Linked DNA regions of Homo sapiens: all the other regions are linked to region 2. Evidence: read pairs that join two places in POLR2A ChIA-PET (ENCODE). Cell type or tissue: GM12878. All regions are shown on one strand. Each heading gives the region's core, and the rest is flanking DNA. Links, peaks and the distances in the headings are about the cores only.

Evidence for each region. Peaks named below come from ENCODE experiments on the same cell type or tissue, not always from the same donor. Only the 100,000 strongest peaks of a DNase experiment are listed, where the experiment ranks them.
Region 1: POLR2A ChIA-PET joins it to region 2 with 6 read pairs; 8 of 35 experiments call an interaction of 5 or more read pairs at or near these places.
Region 3: POLR2A ChIA-PET joins it to region 2 with 6 read pairs; 8 of 35 experiments call an interaction of 5 or more read pairs at or near these places.
Region 4: POLR2A ChIA-PET joins it to region 2 with 5 read pairs; 6 of 35 experiments call an interaction of 5 or more read pairs at or near these places.

The regions. Positions count from the first base shown.
Region 1 is chr1:153,527,860-153,534,163 of GRCh38, reverse strand. It overlaps LOC124904423 (a long non-coding RNA gene), which reads right to left and starts at 722. Exons shown (of 2, transcript XR_007066630.1): 1 at 243-722. RefSeq lists an enhancer at 137-431 and a cis regulatory region at 1,608-1,935. In GM12878, for the core only: no CTCF peak of the experiment used is centred there; no DNase peak of the experiment used is centred there.
Region 2 is chr1:153,730,032-153,734,031 of GRCh38, reverse strand. All of the region lies in intron 1 of INTS3 (integrator complex subunit 3), which reads right to left. Among named protein-coding and RNA genes, the nearest start is that of INTS3, 4.0 kb to the right of the region's middle. RefSeq lists an enhancer at 1-285. In GM12878, for the core only: no CTCF peak of the experiment used is centred there; a DNase peak (open chromatin) is centred at 1,661; H3K4me3 peaks cover 2,034 bases; H3K27ac peaks cover 3,489 bases.
Region 3 is chr1:153,916,563-153,922,740 of GRCh38, reverse strand. GATAD2B (GATA zinc finger domain containing 2B) reads left to right here. Exons shown (of 11, transcript NM_020699.4): 1 at 1-8. Among named protein-coding and RNA genes, the nearest start is that of GATAD2B, 3.3 kb to the left of the region's middle. In GM12878, for the core only: a CTCF peak has its summit at 2,299 (motif pointing right); no DNase peak of the experiment used is centred there; H3K4me3 peaks cover 1,381 bases; H3K27ac peaks cover 1,514 bases.
Region 4 is chr1:153,491,881-153,498,184 of GRCh38, reverse strand. No RefSeq gene overlaps it. Among named protein-coding and RNA genes, the nearest start is that of S100A7, 34 kb to the right of the region's middle. In GM12878, for the core only: a CTCF peak has its summit at 3,091 (motif pointing right); a DNase peak (open chromatin) is centred at 3,118.

The DNA.
Region 1 (6,304 bases), core at 1,044-5,043, 200 kb after region 2:
CTGAGGCTTGGCTCAGGGAGTTTCCTACACCAGTGAGGACGCTGTGTGACTGAGTCTACTGCGGCTGCCCAGGTCCCAGGTGGAGTGGGGGAGGCACACTCTTGGAGTGTGTCCCTGCATTCAGGGTGAGGGCTTTTTGTTGGAACGGTGGTCTGAGGAGCTGGCAGCTGCACCAACACGTGAACCACGGGGTGTTCAGTAATGGGGCGGGGTATCCCTGCAGCCTCAGCGTAATGACTCACCCGGCACTTCCACGGGATCCCAGCCTGGATCTCAGCCCCCATCAGAGAAGATGACTAATTGAATCATTGTCCATCATCTGGATTAGTGTTTTCAGGCAGAAGGGAAGAGGATAAGGAGGGTAAACGCTGTTTCCGGGTGATGCCACATCATTCAGCCTCTCTAGGCCTAGTCCGAGCTGGGCAAGTTTACCTCTAGCTTCTGGGGAAGAGATCTTGACTTTAGATGGAGACCACATCCTTCTTTCCCTCTCACCTCCCCACTTCCCTTGGGGGTCCAACTTTGTGGAATTAAGTTGTCTTCTGTCCCCACTGGGTGGGGATTGGTAAACAGCTGGGAGATGCACCTTCTTGGAGGCCCTCCTTCTCTATTGCCTCCCCTGCCCTGCAGGGAGAAGTCGCGCTGTTGGTTGCAAGAGACCGGGGGCCGAATTCCCTCTCTGCACAGCCGTGCCCAAGCCTTGGCTCTATTCAGCTCCCTCTGGAAAAGTACGCGCTCCCTAACCCCTCCCGCGCCCCTCTAGGTTCCCGCCCTACACCCCTTTCCTCCCCCTTTCTTCCAGTCCCTCTCCGCCTGCCTTCCAGTGGCTGACAACTTGGGGTTCGGAGCGAGCGCCCTCCTGTGGACAGAGAGCAGGGCGCTGCGGGGACAGTCGGGTTGGTTTTCTTGAGCCTCTGGCAGGGGCCCGCCGTGGGGCTGTGGCCTGGCAGTCAGGGGAGTCCTTAGGAAGAGGAAGACAGAATAGGGCGCCCCGGGAATGTCAGGGTAGGGGGATCCTTTAGCTCCCGGCAATCAGCCCTAGAATTAAGCAACTCAGCTTCACAATTGACACACCTACAATAAGCAAGTCCATGAGGGAAAGGCGGTCCCTTTGTAAAGACAAATGGAATCGGAACCCTGCGCCTCCCCTCCCCAACCTGCAGGGCTAGAAGACCTTCGTACAAATCAATGCTCCCTGAGGAGAGGGAAGAGGAGTTTCAGTGACAGGAAGCCCGCTGCTGCGGGGAGGGGATGCTCAGGCAAGGCCGTCTGCCGGGCGTTCCTGGGGAGCTCTGGTGGGTGGGCAGGCCACCGGTGCAGGAGAATCAACACAGGTGCACAGTCCATCTGCTCAGTAAACAGGCGTGTCCTTTCGTTTCTGCTTCTCCACAGTGGTGGAGGGGAAAGGGAACATGAATTTCAAGAATAAAACAAAAAACAAAACAAACAGCAAATCTTTAGGGGTATAATTTTTTAGGTTTTTTTTTTTTTTCTCGCAGGATAGGGGAGGGAAGCAGCATTTACAATGGAATATGGTAGGTGCAGCAGTCAAATGGTGGAATTGGGTGTGGAGAGGTGCATAGACTGGACGTTTTATTGCTCCGACCAATTTAAAGTTGGAATTGAATCCTTTCAGCTCACTGTTGAGTATGGTGTGGGCTTACAGGATGGGGAAAAGTTAGGATGTGAGCTGAGGGCTTCATGAGAGGTCACTTTGCTTCTCTGAAGGTTGAGCAGTGGGAGTGGCTCTAGTCTCTCCACTTCCTTCAGTTGAGGTCCTCCCATTACTGACATTAATCCTACAATCTAATCACCCTAACATTGGTGAAGCTGCAACAGCAGCACCACAGACCATCTCTGTAAACTGGGGCAGGCCCCAGTTAGGGGGTTTAGGACTGAGTCACAGGAAGTAGCTCTCTGTTTTTTGCCAAGCAAAAAGGAAATTGTCAAGAATAATGCCACCACCTTTGTATAGGACCACATTTTTATAGCAGCTTCATTTTTGTGAGGCACCTATCATAGCCATTGCCTCTTGTCATCTTAGAAGATTTGTGTGTAGTATGTATTATTTTATTTTAATTTTTTAGAGACTGTCTCTCTCTGTTGCCCAGGATAGAGTGCAGTGACACTATCATAGCTCACTGCAGCCTCCAACTCCTGGGCTCAAGTGATCCTCTCACCTCAGCCTCCCGAGTATCTAGGACTACAGGTGTACACCAACATGTCTGGCTAATTTATTTTTTGTAGAGATGAGGTCTTGCTGTTTTGCTCAAGCTGGGCTTGAATTCCTGACCTCAAGTGATCCTCCCCACTTGGCCTCCCAAAGTGCTGGGATTAAGGTGTGAGCCATGTGAGCCGCTGTGCTCAGCCTGTGTAGTATATATGATTAACCCCACTGGACAAGTGACAAGAGGGAGCTACAGGGAAGCCATTGCCTCTACCCAGGTCAGACTGTAAGTTAAGAGGGAGCTGCGAGCAGAGCTGAGTTCTCCTGATTCCAGGCCAGCTCATTAGTGCCTGTCTCATGACATTCTTTGACCATTTCTTCCTTATCTTTTTCTCTTAAATGTTTTAATTAGATATTGGGAATACATAAAACTGTTTATAGACTAAATCTAAGATATAAGAACAATGACACAAAATCCACCCAGTATAACAAGTGAACATTACCATCACCTTCTAATTCCCTAACTTGTCTTCCCCATCCCATTTTCTTCCCTCTCAGTGGGACCGCTGTCTGGTAATACTATTTGTCATTTCCTTTCTTAATAATTTTTACTACATGTATTTTCATCTCTAAATGATATATGGGTTTACATTATTGTGAGTTTTATGTAAATGGAATAATGCCATGTGCATTCTTCTGTTACTGGCTGTTTTTCACTCAACGTTATGTTTGAGATTTATCCAAGTTGCTCTAGTTTGCTAGTTTTCACTGCTATGTAAGAGTTCATCATATGACTATAACATTATTTATCCTGACTATTGCTAATTATCATTTTGGATTATTTCTATTTTCCCCATTACAAACAGTGCTTCTGTGACCATTCCTGTAGATATCTCCTAGGATACGTACCAGAGTTGCTGGAGGTTTGCACCTATGAGTGGAATTGCTGGTGTGTAGAGTACTCACTTTCATTTTTACTAGAAAATGCCACCTTGTTTTTCAAGGTTATTGTACTAATTTGTACTCATAACAGCTTTGCATGTTCCATTTATTCCACATCCTTATTTTTTGTTGGGCTAAGTTTTTTTGGTGCCCAGTATGAAATGTTAACTGATTTTTAAAATTTGTATTTCCAGGATTACTGATGATTCTGAGCATCTTTTCTTTTCTTTTTCTTTTTTTTTTTTTTTTAAGTATAGACGGGGTTTCACCGTCTTAGCCAGCACGGTCTCAACCTCCTGACCTCATGATCCGCCCTCCTTGGCCTCCCAAAGTGCTGGGATTACAGGCGTGAGCCACTGTGCCCGGCCAAGCACTTTTTCATATGTTTATTGGCCATAAGTTTCTCTTTCTGTGAAGTTTCTGGTCAAGATTTTTGCTCTTGTCCTTATATATGTTGCAAATGTCATCTAGTTTGTGGCTTGTTTTTGCACTCTTTTAAGGATTGAAAATTAAGAAGGTATCAATTTGCTTTTTTTCTTTTTGAGACAGAGTCTTGCTCTGTTGCCCAGGCTGGAATGCAGTAGTGCAATCTTGGCTCACTGCAACCTCCACCTCCCAGGGTCAAGCAATCCTCCCACCTCAGCCTCCTGAGTTGCTGGGACTATAGGTGTGTGTCACCATGCCTGCCTAATTTTTTTTAATTTTTTTGTAGAGATGAGGTCTCACTATGTTGCCCAGGCTGGTCTCAAAATCCTGGGCTCAAATGATCCTCACATCTCAACCTCCCAAAGTTTTGAGCTTGCAGGTGTGAGCCATCCTGCCCCACCTGGATTTTTTAAATGTCTTTAAATAACATGTTATCATTTTCACCAAGTGTATACTTAATTGTACAATTTATTGACATTGTTGCAAATGCCATATTTTTGTTTATGAAAAAGCCAACCTCTGTAACATATATGTATATATTTTTTGTATTTTATTTTTAATTATTATTATTTTTAAAAAGAGATGAGGTCTCACTGTGTTGTCCAGGCTAGTCTTGAACTCTTGGGCTCAAGCAATCCTTCCACCTCAGCCTCCCAAAGTGCTGGGATTACAGGCATGAGCCACCATGCCTGGCTTATAAAATATTTAAAGAGATTTATTCTGAGCCACATGTGAAGACCATGACCCATGACACAGCCTCAGGAGGTCCTGAGACCATGTGACCAAGGTGGTTGGGTTATAGCTTGATTTTATACATTCTAGGGTGACAGAAGTTACAGGCAAACATCAACACATTAAGGTATACATTGATTTGGTCTGGAAAGATGGGACATCTCAAAGTGAAGACTTACACGTCATAGGTGAATTAAAATAATTTCTGATTGGCAATTGATTGAAAGAGTTAAATTATTACCTGAAGACCCAGAATCAATAGAAAGGAGGGTCTGGGTTAAGATAAAGGATTGTGGAGACTAAAGTTCTTATTATGTAGATGAAGTCTCATAGGCGGCCACCCTTAGAGGCAATAGATGGCAAATATTTCCTATTCAGATGTTTAAAAGGTGCTAGACTCTCAGCTAATCTCTTCTATTTTTTTCATGTGCAACATGATTTTTTATTGATGCATAATAGCGGTACATATTTATGGGGTACGTGTGATATTTTGATACAAGCATACCATATGTAATGATCAAATCAGGGTAATTGGGTATCCATCACCTCAAACATTTACCATTTCTTTGTGTTGGGAACATTCCATATCTTTTTTTCTAGCTGTTCTGAAATTTGCTATACGTTCTTTTAACTAAAGGTCCCTTGCTGTGTTATGGAACACTGGAATTTGTTCCTTCTGTTTAACTGTATTTTTGTACCTATTAACCAACTTCTCTTTATCCTCCCCCGTCCTCTACCCTTCCCAGCCTGTGGGAATCACCATCCTACTCTCTGCCTTTATGAGATTTACTTTTTTATCTCCCATATATGAGTGAGAACATTTGATGTTTGTATTTCTGTATCGTGCTGCAAGTGAAAGGATTTCATTCTTTTTTTGTGAATGACTAGTATCCCATTGTGTATATATACTGCATTTCCTTTATTCATTCATCCATTAATGGACACTTAGGCTGATTCCATATCTCGACTATTATAAATAGTGCTGTAATAAACATGAGGATGTAAATATCCCTTTGATATACTGATTTTCTTTCCTTTTGATATATTACCAGCAGTGGGATTGCTGAATCGTATGACAGATCTATTTTCACTTTATTGAGAAACCGCCATACTGTTCTCCATTGTGACTGTACTAATTTACATTCCCACCAAGAATAGACTAGTGTTCTCTCTTCTGCACATCCTTGCCAGCATCTGTTATTTTCTGTCTTTTTGATAATAGATATTTTATTGATACCCTATTTTAACTGAGATGAGATATCTCATTATGGTTTTGATTTGCATTTTCCTGATGATTAGTGATGCTGAACATTTTTTCATATACTTCTTGGCCATTTGTATGTCTTTAAAAAAATTTTAAACAATTTTATTGAGGTATATATCTATATCTATATATCTATATATATTTTTTAGATGGATTCTCACTTTGTCACCCAGGCTGGAGTACAGTGGCCTGATCTCAGCTCACCGCAACCTCCAACCTCCTGGGTTCAAGTGATTCTCCTGCCTCAGCCTCCCAAGTAGCTGGGATTACAGGTGCCCGTCACCAAAAATTAGTCGCCTGGCTAATTTTTGTATTTTTAGTAGAGACAGGGTTTCGCCATGTTGGCCAGGCTGGTCTTAAATTCCTGATCTCAAGTGATCTGCCCGCCTTGGCCTCCCAAAATGTTGGGATTACAGGCGTGAGCCTTCTAGCCACTGCACGGAGTGGTGGCAGCACCCTACCACCCTTGTTTATTTCCCATTAGGGAGAGCCTTAGCACCCCAGACCTACACGGTTTGGGACAAATTCATCCCCTTTCACAACTCACCAGTTAAGGTGAGATCTTTTCAGCTGGAGAAGAGAGCCCCTTTAGCTCACGGCCATCAGGGGTTAGGATTCCTTCCCAGGGGCCCTTTGGTTTCCAGGGCAGTCCTGTTTCCACTGGCTGAGCTTGTGGCAGAGGTGCTAAGCCATACAGGGCTTTTTCCCATTTATTTTATCGGGGCACTTTGTCTTTTATCGGCCTGGCCTTCTGCACTGATGGCAATTACTTG
Region 2 (4,000 bases), core at 1-4,000:
GGGGGGAAGGCCTTTCTCTTTCCCAGTATATACCCAAAGCTGGAGACTCAAGCTGGAGGAACCCCTCTAACCTTTCCATTTCCCCTCCCTCAGCCAGGTGGATATAGAGTCTGGTAAAAAGCATACAGTGGCTGGGTGTGGTGGCTCACGCCTGTAGTCCCAACACTCTGGGAGGCTGAGGGGGGCGAATCACGAGGTTAGGAGATCGAGAGCAGCCTGGCCAACATGGTGAAACCCCATCTCTACTAAAAATACAAGAATCAGCCGGGTGTGGTGGCGCACACTTGTAGTCCCAGCTACTCGGGAGGCTGAGGCAGGAGAATCGCTTGAACCCGGGAGGCGAAGGTTGCAGGGAGCTGTCGCGCCACTGCACTCCAGCCTGGGTGACGGAGCGAGAATCCATCTCCCCACAAAAAAAAGCATACAGTAAATACTGCTCCCTATGGGAAGTGGCCTTAAACACCAAATTCCCCATCTTCAGAAAAGGAAGATACAATCTAACTCATAAAATCCCCAAGGACAGCTGGGTGCGGTGGCTCACGCCTGTAATCCCAGCACTTTGGGAAGCTGAGGCAGGAAGATCACGAGGTCACGACTTCGAGAGCAGCCTGGACAACATGGTGAAACCCCATCTCTACTAAAAATACAAAAATTAGCTGGGCGTGGTGGTGCACACCTGCAGTCCCAGCTACTTGGGAGGCTGAGGCAGGAGAATCGCTTGAACCCAGGGGGCGGAGGTTGCAGTGAGCCGAGATCGCACCACTACACTCCAGCCTGGGAGACAGAGCAAGACTGCATCTGCAAAAAAAAAAAAAAAAAAAAAAAAAAAAAAAAGCATTCGGTAAATACTGCTCCCTATGGGAAGTCAGTGGCCTTAAAAGACTAAATTCTGGCCCGGCACGGTGGCTCATTCCTGTAATCCCAGCACTTTAGGAGGCCGAGGTAGGTGGATCATGAGGTCAGGAGTTCGAGACCAGCCTAACATGGTGTACGAGGTCAGGAGTTCAAGACCAGCCTGACCAACATGGTGAAACCCTGTCTCTACTAAAAATACAAAAAAATTAGCCGGGCATGGTGGTGCGTGCCTTTACTCCTAGCTACTCAGGAGGCTGAGGCAGGAAAATCGCTTGAATCTGGGAAGTGCAGGTTGCAGTGAGCCGAGATGATGCCACTGCACTCCAGTCTGGGCAACACAGTGAGACTCCATCTCAAAAAAAAAAAAAGACTAAATTCCTCATTTTCAGAAAAGGAATATACAATCTAACTCATAAAATCCCCAAGGATGGCCAGGCACAGTGACTCACGCCTGTAATCCCAGCACTTTCGGAGGCCGAGGCAGGTGGATCACCTGAGTTCAGGAATTTGAGACCAGCCTAGCCAATGTGGTGAAACCCCGTCTCTACTAAAAATGCAAAAAAAGTAGCTGGGTGTGGTGGTGGGCTTCCGTAATCCCAGCTACTTGGGAGGCTGACGCAGGAGAATCGCTTGAACACAGGAGGCAGAGGTTTCAGTTAGCTGAGATCACGCCATTGCACTACAGCCTGGGTAACAAGAGGGAAACTCCGTTTAAAAAAAAAAAAAAAATCCCCAAGGACTCACGTAGGTGAGGAGTTATTGAACAAGCTGCGTTCAAAGTATTCCACAACCATGAGTCACTGGTATATGAAATTATGATTTGTAAGGGGACAAAAACTAGAAGTGACTCAAAGCCCAGTCCCTGGAGACTCCTCACATATGTATATGAATTATTCCTTGGGGAAAACCAGGTAGAGACATACCTCTAACCAAATGCAACCCTGAGACCTATCCAGCGCTTAAGAGGAAGCTCTGGCCAGGCTCGGTGGCTCATGCCTGTAATCCCAGCAATTTGGAAGGCCAAGGCAGGTGGATCACCTGAGGTCAGGAGTTCGAGACCAGCCTGGCCAACATGGTGAAACCCATCTCTACTAAAAATACAAAAATTAGCCAGGAGTGGTAGTGCCTGTAATCCCAGCTACTCTGGAGGCTGAGGCAGGAGAATCGCTTGAACCCGGGAGGCAGAGGTTGCAGTGAGCCAAGATCGCGCCACTGCACTCCAGCCTGGGCGACAGAGGGAGACTCTGTCTCAAAAAAAAAAAAAAAAAAAAAAAAGTTAAAAAAAGACGCGGGGCCAGGTGCGGTGGCTCAAGTCTGTAATCCCAGCACTTTGGGAGGCCGAGGTGGGCGGATCATGAGGTCAGGAGATAGAGACCATCCTGGCTAACATGGTGAAACCCTGTCTCTACTAAAAATGCAAAAAATTAGCCGGGCGTGGTGGCAGGCGCCTGTAGTCTCAGCTACTCGGGAGGCTGAGGCAGGAGAATGGTGTGAACCCGGGAGGCAGAGCTTGCAGTGAGCCAAGATCCCACCACTGCACCACTCCAGCCTGGGCGACAGAGTGAGACTCCATCTCAAAAAAAAAAAAAAAAAAAAAGAGGACGCTCTTGGGCCTCCCACTTTCAGCCTGATTTAAAAGTGATTGGTCCCTCTTTGGCAGAAGAAAAACCAGGAGCTACCAAGGCTCATGAGATTAGGAACTACATGTTCTAAACTCCTTCAATCTCTGGCACTATTTTTATCTCATTCCCTCCCCAAATTGGGATGGGAATGGGCAAGAAGACTTCCGCCTTCAAAGGGAAAAACAGGGCCAAAGAGAAGAAAGGATATACCAAATGTTCCCTAGGGTAGTAGAGTTAAGAGTTCCTGCCTGGGATGCTCTTGACCAGTGCTTCCTACTCCAAATCTCTAAAGGTCTTTCCTAATCACACCCAATTATAATGACCTGTCTCTTCACTACTCTAACTAGTTTCTTTTGTTTATTGTTTTTGTTTTTTTACCTTCTTGTGGGCGTGTTAAATGAAGCCATTAGATGATAAGCTTCGAAAGGCAGACCTTGGATGTCCTCCAACCTGTTTTCCTATCAGACCCAGCACACAGTAAGCATATATGGTCAGGAAACTACCTCTGTGTTCCTGGGCAATAGGTAGGTCTGTGATGGGAAAATAACCAAGCCAGAACAAGCAGAGGTCAGTCGATCAACACCAAGTTTTCATAACTTCTGTGTGCAGAGATCTGTGGGGAGACCCAGAGGAAGAAGCCAGTAAGTCTTGCCCTTAGAGACCCTCTGGTCTAGTGGGGATAACCGAACCACACACATTGGGAAAAAAATAGTGTGGCAAGTCTTGCTAGAAAATTCAAATGCAAAGGACAAAGGGCAAAGAAGGGGGAGCTTGAGACATACTGGGAAACATCCACATTATGGAGATCAGAAAAAAAGAAAGACCCTCCCTCCCCCTTTTCCCTGGAAACAGTTGGAAGTTCACTCTCAGTATAAAAAAAGCCAGAAAATGCATGCTTCCCCTCTTCGATGGTCCCCTCCTGCTGCATCATTTCATTTAGTAGCAAACACGTCACTGCTCAGAAGAACAGGATGCTGTACTATTCAGTGAATTGAATTAAAGCAGAGACACAATGACGCCTCTAAGAATCAGGGTGGGGATTTCAACCCCTGGGTCTTTTGCCCTCCACTCAAACTGATGGAGGGATCAAAGGCAGTCCATTATTGACTTTCTATACTTCTAGAGCTCCAGTGTTAGTACACAGGGATCAAGAAATGTTTTGACAATGACAGTGGCCATTTCTTAAAAAGTAAATAATTCCAATTGCCAGGCAGTCCTAAAGTCATTCTCACCTGTTTTGGGAATACATTGTTCACATTCATAATTATATCTACCTTAGCTGATAACTACAGACAGCAGAAAACAAACTGATTTACCTGAATGCCCACAGAATTATGAGGGAAAAGCATGACGGGAAGGCAGACTGCAAGTAGACATTTGCTGGTGGAAAATCCACAAAGTTACTATCCAGCCACTTCTTGATTCACAAAGTTCATTTTGGCATGTATGTTCTACCATCTTGTATCTGACCCATTTTTTCAAATCTAAATTCTGAATTTCACCTGTCTGCCTGCCCACCCTCT
Region 3 (6,178 bases), core at 2,167-6,166, 190 kb before region 2:
ACCGCCAGGTGAGGAGCTTTGGCCTAGGCCAGCCTGGCCGCCCGCCCGCCCGGGGGCGGTGAGGAGCGAGGAAGGGAAGGAGGCTGGGAGGAGGCAGTGGTGGCGGAGGTGGGGGAAGGGAAAGGTGGAGGGGCGGGGGGAGGGGAAGCGCCCGCGAGCCGACGCCCGCCCGCGCGCCCCCGCCTTGCGTCCCCCTCCCCCCACCCCGGCACGGCGCGCCCCCGCCTCGCGCTCCTTCTTCACCTCATCCTCTCCCCCCTTGGCGCGCGCGACCCGGTCTTTCACTTCGGCCTCGCGCGCCCCCAGCTCGTGTCCCTTCATTTCGTCTCCTTGTACTCTTTCTCCCCTCCCTCACGCCCCGTTTCCCCCGCCATCCCCGCTTTCACTCCCTGCCTCATGCCCGCCATGCTCCCCTCCTTTCCTCTCTAGCGCGCCCCCCCCTTTTTTTTTTTAACTCTCTCCACCCCCAGTGGTGCCCTCAGGGTGCGGGGGCCGCTCCCTGCTCAGTCTTGTGTTTGCGGGCGGATGGGACGAATGGGGAATCTAAGGGTAAAGGAAGCACCAGATAATTATCTTTATTTAGGGAAAGGGATCAGGAGCGCATAACCTTACCCCTTTATTTCGTCGTCCACCGTTCGCTCGCCCTCCCGTAGGGGAAGAGAATTGTCTCAGGCTATGTGGGCACTTAGCTTCTACAGCGACTGGGCTTGTGGGACACACTGGATCTGTCTTCCAGTTCAGTTCCTGAGGGTCGGTGGAACTTACCCTTCCCTAACCACACCGGGACTTAGAGTACTTTTGGCCTCCCTGCTCTCAATTACATTGAGGAGCGAGCCACTCATGCGAGTGCAGAGGTTCAGGTGCCATTCGCGCGCCCGGTACAGCTTTCCCGTTTCATAAAGGTATGGTAGCCTCTTTGGATTCTTCCCCAGCATCAACTTCCAAACACAAGATGTTAGCTCATAGGGCTGGCAGTGAGGTGGAGATGGAGGCTTGGTGGTGGGTGGCATGTGGATGCTAACTGAGCTAGCTAGCAACCTTTTCTCTGTTGTCCCCTGGAAAATCAGGTAGCCTCCTGAGAACCAGTTTTCTCATTTCTGATAAATGCTTATTTGGGGGGCGTGTGTGTGTGCGTGTGTGTGTGTGTAAGAGAGAGAGAGAGATGGGGGGATACTTAATACATTTCAGCAGAGGCGAAGGATACTTAATATATTTCAGCAAAGGGCAAGAGCAGTGTTTTCAGGCCAGACTGCAAAAGAGGGATTTGGATTTGTAGCTGATGGAATTAAAACAGGTTTAACAGATCTGTGTTGGAGAAGAGCTGATGCTTTTGTAGTTTTTAGGACATTTTTTCTAAAAATTTATATTTTGAGTAGAAAAGCATGCATGTGGTTGTACAAAGTGAAAAGTAAGCTTCCTTCCCATCTCTGTCCTCCAGCCATCTAGTCTCCTTCCCCTCCTAGCACAGATGACTTTGATGTTTTCTGGCAGCAGCATGGTGCCTATATGTTGTTGGTGATTATCCTGTTTGGGAGTTTAGTGCTAACTTTATTGCTTTTCATTTGGTATGCTGACCTGAACTCTTCCTTGCAGTCTGATAACTTGGATTCTTATTTTGGTGCTGGAGCAGCCTTTCAAGTATTGTCCTAGAGTAGTATTTCTGTCAGTACTTAGTTGGGAAGGAGGCCACTTCTGGAGGTGCTATGGAGGAGTTCAGTATATTTTGAGGGAAGGCCCACACTTGTTGGATCGTGCTGCTTTTTTTGTGACGGATATCTAGTCCCTGGCCATTTGGGAATGGACTGGGTCAAGGATCGGATTCATATAAGCAGATAGCTTATATGAATAACTAGTTGATGGTAAGGCTGTCTTCACTTTTTAGGGGAATAGAGTTTTTTTAGTCCAGTGGCAGTGATAGTCATCATGGAACAAGGTAGAAAAGTACTAATCAGCAGGAATCAGAAGGCTGAATCTATAGGCTGAGTGACCCAGTTTGAGTAGAGGTGAGGCTTACAGACTTTTGTCCTGCCTATTATTCCTTACTTGAGAACACTCTCCATGAGGTGAGAGTGATTTGTAGTTGACAGCAGCATCCATCTTTATGACACTGTGGTTTGCCTTCCCTGACCGTATGTGATGTGTGTTAACTTCCTGTTTAGAGGCAGTCCCAGTAGGGTCTGAATATAGGCTGCACTCAAATACTTTTCTAGGAACAGTGTTAACCAGGTTCCCTGATCAGCCCTTCAAATCTAAATTCTGGCAGTAACTTTTACTGCTGTGCTTAGCATAGGGCCACAGGGTGGTGGCAGAGGGAAGTGTGAGGAATTTGTTCTGAGCCTCACAACCTTAAAGTACTTTCAAAAGCTTGTATGCTGTCCCCCATTTTGGGGTTTTGCCCCCTTCTCCCCTTTTTTTGCCAGACGGGCAAGGCTGGACCTCCAGGTTGAATTTTGGGGACCATTGTGTCAGTGAAGGTATCCTAATCATGTGTTGAGACCTCTGAATTCATCTCACCTTTAAGCAGTGAGTCTTGTGTGTTGCATGTAAAGCATTCCTCCTGTTTCAATTTACTGATTCTTCTTCCTTTCCTCCCCCACCCACCAAGCTGGAGGTGCATGTGGAGGAAAACAGCAGCTGTGCTGTCCTGATTTCTAGACTCTGGAGCATATTCCATGTTAGCCACCCCATTGGGAGTCATGCTGACAAGCAGCCCCTCTGCGCTTAACTTAGAAGGCTCATGTTGCTTGGCTCATTGAGAAAAGCCAACCAGCTTTGGTTGATTAAAACAACTGCTAGAGAAATCGTAAGATTTGAGCCATAACTGGGACTGAGGGACTTTCTTTTCCAGACCTTTGCAGTACTTAAAGCCCTGCATTATTACATATCAAGGCACAATAGCCAGACATTTTCTGAGGTAGTTTGGAGGGAAAGAAAAAGTAAAGACACACACCCAGATTGACTGTAAATCTAGTCCTGGCATAAAGCTGTCCACCTCTTGCTTGGGGAAAAAATCCAGTCTATCAGACAATACCACATAGAGTTGCAGTTCTCCTGCTTTTGGCTAAGCCTAGGAAAAGATATATAAGGAAGTTCAGTTTATGTTACAATGACTGGATTTTGTGGTGTATCTTCTATTAGCCATATTATTTGGTTTATCCTCAGTAGTCTCTGTGAAGCTTTTTCTGTAGGTCCTGTTTGGGGATTTTGGTGGCTCCAGAATCCTTGAAGCAGCAACCTCCTTTCTTTGTGTAGCAGTGATGAAAGCTTCTGAAGAATAGGTCTGATTTGAAACAGACCCCTCCTCATGTTCCATCTTTTACCTTCTCCCTTGTGGATATATGAAATATTCCTGTATAGCTTGAATTCATCCAGTAAGAAGGGAGTGTCCCAGGGTCATTAGGGCTTTTAACCTGTCTGAGGTATTTAGATGGTGGCTTGGTAATGTTTGCTGTCTCTCACAAAATCCCCCTTACCTTTGCCATTTACCTAGGTTGCCATCAGCTGGCAAGAAACTATCAACAGTTTTGGGTTATAGTACAAAAAGCAGCAGATTACTAAGAACACATCATTCGTTACTTTTGAGATATGAAGTGGTCAGATCCAGACCTCAAAGAATCATAGTAACTGCAGAAGCATCTTTGACAATGTGTGAACTTGTTATTAATAATAACTAGTAAACTGCTAAAGAAATTAAGGGAAATTATAGCAATTCCATATTCCTGAGCCATTCTCTTACTGTTTTTCACACCTGGCTAGTTCCATTTTATTTTATTTTATTTTATATTTTTTGAGATGGAGTTTTGCTCTTGTTGCCCAGGCTGGAGTGCAGTGGTGTGATCTCAGCTCAGTGCAACCTCTGCCTCCTGGGTTCAAGTGATTCTCCTGCCTCAACCTCCCAAGTAGCTGGGATTACAGTCACCTGTCACCATGCCTGGCTAATTTTTGTATTTTTAGTAGAGACGGTTTCACCATGTTGGCCAGGCTGGTCTCGAACTCCTGACCTCAGGTGATCTGCCCACCTCAGCCTCCCAAAGTGCTGGGATTACAGGCATGGAGCCATTGTGCCCGGCCTTAGTATCCATTTAAAAAAATAATTCAGGTTACTGTTACCTAAAGCTGAGAGTCGTACTTTAAATCTTTTGATCAAAGCTTTCTTCGGCTTGTCTCATTTCAAGGGAGGGTGGAATTTATAATCTTTAAAAATACATGCTGGAATGTTAGTAGGATTTAGATTAGACACCAGGATTAATAAATTCTCATTATAATTGTGAAGGATTGCAAATGTTAACTGAAAGACTTGTGCATCTCTTGCCCAGAGGATTTTTATAATGTTAGCATTTTTAGAGTATTTAAACTCAAACTTGCTGAAAGAGAGGGGATGAACTAATATGTGGCAGATTGGACTAGTGGAACACAGGTTGTGGAGAGCCTTGAAGTCCTGGGTTGAATTCTAGCTTTGTGATTTATTAGCTAACTGATTTTGGGTAATGCTACTAATTTTTGAATTCTCATTTCTTGCAGACAGAGTAATGCCAGTCCTTGCAATAGCCTTTAAGGCTTTACATGGTTTGCCCTCCCCAACCTCTTCCATTTTTGATCGGCTGTCATCTTCCCTCTTGCTCTCTCCATTCCAGCCACACTGACTTGCTCCTTGAATGCTGATCAGTCACACTCTATCTTAGAACCTTGGCAGGTTCCTAAGACCAAGTGATTCCTTCTAGTGGGAAAACAGCTAGGTTTCCCCACAGAGAATGGCTGATTGCCTCACCTCCTTAACGTCTTTGCTTAAATGTCACCTTTTTAATGAAGTCTTATCCTTCCTTTCTTTAAAATTGTATTGTCAGTTCCCATCCCTCATGCTTATCCTTGCCTGCTCTATTTTCTTTTTCATAGGACTTAACACTTTTATAATATATTTATTTGTTACATTTATTGCCTATTGGTTCTCTTTCTATGATGTAGGTCTTAGAAGGCATGGATTTGTTTTGGTAATTTGTTTAGTGCCTAGTACAGTGCCTGGCATGTAGTTAATAATAAATGTTTGTTGGCCGGGGTTGGTGGCTCATGCCTGTAATCCCAGCACTTTGGGAGGCTGAGGCGGGCGGATCACATGAGGTCAGGAGTTCGAGACCAGCCTAGCCAACATGGTGAAACCCCGTGTCTACTAAAAATACAAAAATTAGCTGGGCGTGGCAGTGGGCACCTGTAATCCCAGCTACTTGAGAGGCCGAGGCAGGAGAATAGCTTGAACCTGGGAGGTGGAGGTTGCAGTGAGTCGAGATTGCACCATTGCACTCCAGCCTGGGTGATAGCGTGAGACTCAGTTTCAAAAAAAAAAAAAGATATGTGGGGCATGGTGGCTCACACCTGAAATCCCAGCACTTTGGGAGGCCGAGGCGGGTGTATCATGAGGTCAGGAGTTCAAGACCAGCCTGGCCGAGATGGTGAAACCCCATCTCTACTAAAAATACAAAAATTAGCCAGACATGGTGGCAGTTGCCTGTAATCCCAGCTACTCGGGAGGCTGAGGCAGAGAATTGCTTGAACCCAGGAGGTGGAGGTTGCAGTGAGCTGAGATCGTGCCATTGCACTCCAGCCTGGGTGACAGCGTGTGACTCAGTTTCAAAAAAAAATAGGCCGGGTGCGGGGGCTCACACCTGTATTCCTAGTACTTTGGGAGGCCGAGGGGGGTAGATCACGAGGTCAGGAGTTCAAGACCCGCCTGGCCAAAATGGTGAAACCCCATCTCTACTAATAATACAAAAATTAGCCAGACATGGTGGTGGGCGCCTGTAATCCCAGCTACTCGGGGGGCTGAGGCAGAGAATAGCTTGAACCCGGGAGGCAGAGGTTGCAGTGAGCCGAGATTGTGCCACTGTGCTCTAGCCTGGTCAACAGAGTGAGACTCTCTCTCAAAAATAAATAAATAAACAAATAAAAGTTTGTTGATCCAATAGGAATAAAAATAACCTGTCATACTAATCTCATGTTTGTATGTAACAAAAGTATGAAATACAAGCATAAAATGTTTTGTGAACTTTAAAGCATAATGCAAATAATGATGAAATTATTGCCTTCCCGTTAAAATGGTAAAATACACTTGATTATTGAAAAAAACTTCATATATATTCAATATATTATCATTTCTCTCCTAAACTCCAGCCCTTTGTTTCCGGTT
Region 4 (6,304 bases), core at 1,394-5,393, 240 kb after region 2:
AAGCAATTAGAGACCTCAGATAAAAGAAAAAATGGTCCAGGAAGAAAGCGCTCTAAAATATGGCATGCAGCCTGGGCAATGTAGCAAGACCTCATCTCTGCAGATAAAAAATATTAGCCCGGTGTGGTGGCATGTGCCTGTAGTCCCAGCTACTTGGGAGGCTGAGGTGGGAGAATCACTTGAGTCTGGGAGGTCGAGGCTGCAGTGAGCTGTGATTGCACCACTGCACTCCAGCCTGGGCAACAGAGCAAGACCTCATCTCAAAAAAAAAAAAAAAAAAAGTGTGGCATGATACTGAGCAATTGACAGTTAAAGTGTCTTAGCACTTTTAGTCCATTCGGGCTGCTATAAAAAAATACCATAAGCTAGGTAGCTTAACAACAGAAATGTACTTCTCACAGCTCCTGATGCTCCAAGTCCAAGATCAAGGTGCCAGCAGATTCAGTGTCTGGTGAGAGTCGGCTTCCTGGTTCATAGATGGCAGTCTTTTCACTGTGTCCTCAAAGTGGAAGGAGTAAAGGGGCTCTCTGCAATGTCTTTTTATGGACACCAATCCCATTCATGAGGGCTTCACCTTCATGACCTAATCACCTCCCAGAGACCGCACCTACAAATACTATCATATTGGGGATTAGGTTTCCATATATGAATACTGGGGGCACAAACATTCAGTCTATAGCAAAAAGAAAAAAAGAATTTTATTGACATGCTAGGAATATTATTCTGTAAGAGACAAGAGGTTGTAACTCTGGATCATTACAGAAAGAAGTGTCATCTTAGCTTTGTAATAAACAATAATAATGTTGCCATAATAATGTAAACACTATTTTCTGGTTTTTGATTATTTTTAACAGATCTATAAACAAAGCCCAAAGACTTAATTATGATTCCAGAACAGAATGTCAGTGTTTTACATGACAGTGTTTACATGACAAGTAAAGTTGTAACTGACAGAAGGTGGGAGGAGGAAGGTGAGGAGGGAGGTTGGAGGGAAGCGGGGAGACACACATATCCTCTTCTAGTGTGGGGAGTTCAGAGGCACTGTCTGAAAACAAAGGGAGGCTTAGGCTTATTATTAAAAGTTACAAAGGTAGTCAAGAGAAGAACTAAAATTATAATATAACTATCAAAACTGGGGAGGAGAATAGAGAAGAGTTGGGAAGTAGAACAAAAGAGAGTTATATCCCTATCTTTCATTGTAGGCATTCCGCAGATAATGTTTAAAGGCAATGCATTAAGTAATAGAAACGTAAGCCACGTTATTAGAATGATGGGAGTACACTCAATAAGTGATGAGAAATTGTTAAAACGATTGATTCCTTTTGAGGAGAGGGACTGCAGGTAAGGCAGGGAATACTAATTTTATTATTTTTATTTTTTAATTGTTATTATTATTATTTATTATTTTTATTTTTTATTTTACTTTAAGTTCTGGGATACCTGTGCAGAGTGTGCAGGTTTGTTACATAGGTGTACATGTGCCATGGTGGTTTGCTGCACCTATCAACCTGTCATCTAGGTTTTAAGCCCCACATGCTATTAGGTATTTGTCCTAATGCTCTCCCTGCCCTTGTCCCCTACCCTCTGACTGGCCCGGGTTTGTGATGTTCCCCTCCCTGTGTCCATGTGTTCTCATTGTTCGACTCCCATTTATGAGTGAAAACATGCAGTGTTTGGTTTTCCATTCCTGTGTTAGCTTGCTGAGATTGATGGCTTCCAGCTTCATCCATGTCCCTGCAGAGACATGAACTCATTCCTTTTTATGGCTGCATAGTGGGAATACCAATTTTTTATTATAAATTTTTTTGAACTATTTGACTTTAAAAAAGCTATGTACATGCGTTAATTAGATAAAAATATAAAAATAATGGAAGATGCATTATAACATAAAAAACAAAATAATTTGGAACATAATGGATAGTTCTTATTTTCTAATTTACATGCTTTCGTATAGTCTGCGTTTTCTGTAATGAGGATGGGTTACTTTTTATCATTAATAAATGAAAATAAGATAAGAAAAAGAAAAATTAACAACGACTTCTTAATTCTCAGACCATCAGCTCTAACAGGGCAAGAATCCTGTCTGTCTTATCTTTGTTTTTCCAGTGCCCAGGGCAGCCTGGCCCCAGCAGGTGCTGAATGGATTGAATGCAGGAAGATAGACCCTGGGAGAGAAGCATTTGGGGGCAAGGGAGGCAGAGGTGGGCTTCACCTCATCTGAGTTGGCTGGAGTGTTGCCCCTTCCCTGGTGGCCTCTCAGAGCTTCCCCGCTCCAGAGTGCTCCGAGGCTTGGATCGTCTGAGCTGGGTTTGGGGCCTTAGTTCTTGCTAAAGATTCCTAGTGTTCACATCTGCCTTGGCCTGTGCTGTCACCCCTGCTGTTGTCTGGGGAGCCCAGAGGTTGTAGGATGAGGTGATGGGGTGGGCGTGGGGTGAGGCACGGGCCACTGGGGTAATACCTGCCATGGGTCCTGGGGAGGGATGAGGTCACAGCCTGCTGTTCTGAGAGGCGGGTGGGGAAGCCAGGCCAGCAGGCAAAGAGAATCTTATGTGTTCTGCATTTTAAGGATAGGATAATCTCTGGGAAAAATCCAACATACTTTGGGAGTGGATCCTCTTTGTCTCAGGGCAGTTCAGAGCAGGTGTGACCCCAAGCAAATGTCCCCTGGGGCCAGCCTGTCCTCCCCAGCTGGGTGTTCACCTACCATGCTCGCCCTTGCTTGTTGTTGCTTTGCTCCAGTAGCTTTCCCTCAGCTGGCCCGAGGGACTCAGAATGAGAGCCTGTGGCCCTAACCAAAGAGTGACCTCTAGGGAGCTCTTATTTCAGGGGAAGACCACTCATGACCACAGGAGCTCCTAGTCTCACGGTAAGGATAGGGCATCACCATAGCTTCTCCCTGCGTGGGTCAGAGTGACCCCAAAACTGATCCCCCCTCTTTCACCTCCAGTCTGATGGCAAGAAGTCAATGATGTGTCCCCTGGCCTCCTGGGAGCAGTGGTTGGGTGAGGGGTGACATCAGTACTCTTAATTTAGAAAGTGGGTGGGACCAGGGGAAGGGTCTCGTAATAGACCTAGGCCATTGCCAAGATTGGCCAGCAGGGGGCGGAGTAGACCTTAGCAGGAGAGGGCAGGCAGAGGAAGGAGGGAAAAGGGAGGAGATGGTTTGATGGAAAGGGCTCTCAGAAGGAAGGTGGGGAGGGGCTTGGTGGGAGCTGGGAAGGTGCCATCCTGCTTCATACCTTGGCTTTGGCAGGGGAGGTCTGCATGGTCTTCTTGAGGAGAGAGAAAATAATTACAGAGACACTGGAATGGTTGAGCTGCAGAATTTACCAAACCAGGGACCTCTTATGTCTAGGTTCTCATTATATGAAATAATAATCCTCTATTTATAATCCACTTTAAATCAATTAATGTATTTTTTTTGCAATCAAAAGGCTCCCAACTGTTGCAAATTTCCTTTTCCAAGACTAATTAGGGAGGGACACTCAATCTCCAGCTCCCCTCTTTGTTGCTGAAATCAGACATCATCCATGCCAAGGTTCTGCTCACCAGAAGCTCAGCCCCTAGCAAGCAGGACCTGCCTAGGGGTGGGGGGGTTGACTTTTCCTTTGCCTCCATGCCCCTTAGTGGCACTTGGTTTTGAGGAAGACTCTCCTCCTCTGCTGCACTCTGAATTTTCTCTAACCTCAGGAAAATCTAGTGGCTTTCCTTTTTAGATGGAAATGATGCTTCACTGAGAATCTCCCATCCTGATATTTAACAACATCATCTACATTCATGAATGTGTTGATGTTTTCCATCTGTGTTGTTTTGTGTTGGGTGGAAATTGAGATAAGGGTTGAATTTTGCATGTGGCTCAAGGTATAGGCCAGATATTTCATGCATGAATACAGGTTCCATAGGCAGAAATGAGCACCAGAATATACAGACTCCTGTAATTTGTGGGAATCTTGGCGAGGGCTTTGGACATATTCGGGGGGTGCAGGGTGGAATCAGGGCAGGGTGGTGGTAGTTACGAACAGAGAGGCCCCTGCTGACATGTAGGCATCAAATGCAGTTCAGAATTTTTAATTTATAGATTCTAGTAGAGAAGACTATATAAAGATTTCTATTTTGGAGGTAGATGTAGAAAAGCTTGAAGTGGCCAGAGATAGTGTTTGTGGTGCAGATAGCAGAGATGATACCCTAAGACCTGTGAAAGCAGTCACAAAAAGCTGCGCTTTGTTTGTTAAAGATGTTAGCTGTGGTTTATGAGATGTGCTGCTTTGGATGATGGAAGATTAAGCCTGTGTTGGCATGGTGATGGAAAACATGTTGTTCACAAATAAAGTCTTTGTGAACATGTCCTTCTTTGATTCAGAATTGAGGCAGGCAGAGCCTGCTCCCATGGGCTGAGAATTTGCAAGCCAGGGTGGCCTCACCAGCTATTTGCTCTGGGGCCATGACCTCAAGAGTAGGGTCCTGGTTTTCGTTACACGAAACAAACATTTATGGTAGCCAAATGATGATGATTGTGTAATTACAAGACTGGATAAAGTGATGGAGGAAATACAATCTCAAGCATTTGTGGAAGGTAGAGGGCAGAAGGGTTGTTGTGGTTAGGGAGGCTTCACAGAGCAAGCAGGACTTGACAGGACTTGATCTGGGCTCGGAAGGTGGCCACCGTGAGACCTGTCAGACTGGAGCAGACTGTGCTACAGCTCCTGGGGAGGAACATGCCTGGGGTGGGCCGTGGAGGGCCTCACACGCAAGGGCTGGAGGGGTTAGAATTGGTATGCTGATTTAATAAAGAGGAGGAAGTCACAGAAGGAAGAAGTCACATACCTGGATATTTAGAAAATAGTAGAGGGGGCTGGGCGTGGTGGCTCCCGCCTGTAATCCCGGCACTTTAGGCCAAGATGGGCAGATCACCTGAGGTCAGGAGTTCCAGAGAAGCCTGAACAACGTGATGAAACCCTGTCTCTACTAAAAATACAAAAATTAGCTGGGTGTGGTGGCCTGTGCCTGTAGTCCCAGCTGCTGGGGAGGCTGAGGCAGGAGAATTGCTTGAACCTGGGGAGCAGAAGTTGCAGCGAGCCGAGATTGCACCACTGCACTTCAGCCTGGGCGACAGAGCAAAACTCCATTTCAAAAGAAAAAAAAAAAAAGAGAGAAAATAGTAGAGGTGTCACGCCAAGCTGCATCAGTGGAAAAAGCCAAGTGGAATAACTCAAGCATCATTTTTCTCACCCCCAAACTTCTCATGGGGGTTTCATTATCTGATTCCATCTTCCGTTTTCCATATATTTGCTCAATCCCTTCTTTTCCTAGTGATACAGGCAGGAGGCAGGAGTTCAGCCCAAGTGGACCCCTTGGCCAGAGAGTGTCTGGTTGGGACTTATGGATTATGTCCAATTTCTGGGTGGCAACAGAGAGGGTGGCTGGAGATTGAGTGTCCCTTCATTATTCTTGGAATAGGAAATTCTGAGAATATTGGAATAGGAATTCCAAGAATATTATTCTTGGAATAGGAATAGTCTTGGAAAAGGAAATTTGTACCATTTGAGATCCTTCCAGTTGTAAACAAATAAAATAACTGGTTTAAAGTGGATTATAAATATAAGTTTATTATCTCATATAATAAGAAATCTAGAGATAAGAGATCCCTGCAGCTCAACCATTCCAGTTTCACGGTAATTCTTTTCTCTCTTCTTGAGAAGCAATAAGCACAGCTCCTTCCATGACAATGTCCAAAGTAAATAGGGGTGGGCGCAGTGGTTCATGCCTGTAATCCCAGTACTTTGGGAGGCCAAGGCAGGTGGATTGCTTGAGATCAGGAGTTCGAGACCAGCCTGACTAACATGGTGAGACCCTGTCTCTACTAAAAATACAAAAAATTAGCTGGGCATGGTGGTGCATGCCTGTAGTCCTAGCTACTCAGGGGGCTGAGGCAGGAGAATTGCTTGAACTCGGGGGGAGGAGGTTGCAGTGAGCCAAGATGGCGCCACTGCACTCCAGCCTGGGCAACAGAGCAGGACTCTGTCTCAAAAAAAACCAACCAAACCAAAACAAACCAAAACAAAACAAAAACCAAAACAAAGTAAATAGGGAGTGCAGGGAACTTTTTTTTTTCTCCCAAAACTTTTTTTTTTTGTTTTTTTGGAGAAAGGCAGAAAATCTTTCTCATAAACTCTCCAGAAGACATCTCCTTCATATCACCAGCCAGAACTAGGTCCCATCTAGGCCACTTCTAGAGGCACAGGAGGCTTGGAGACCAAGTCTTTGGCATTGTTGGCCTTTGTTGTGGAAGGTGTGGTCTGCCAGC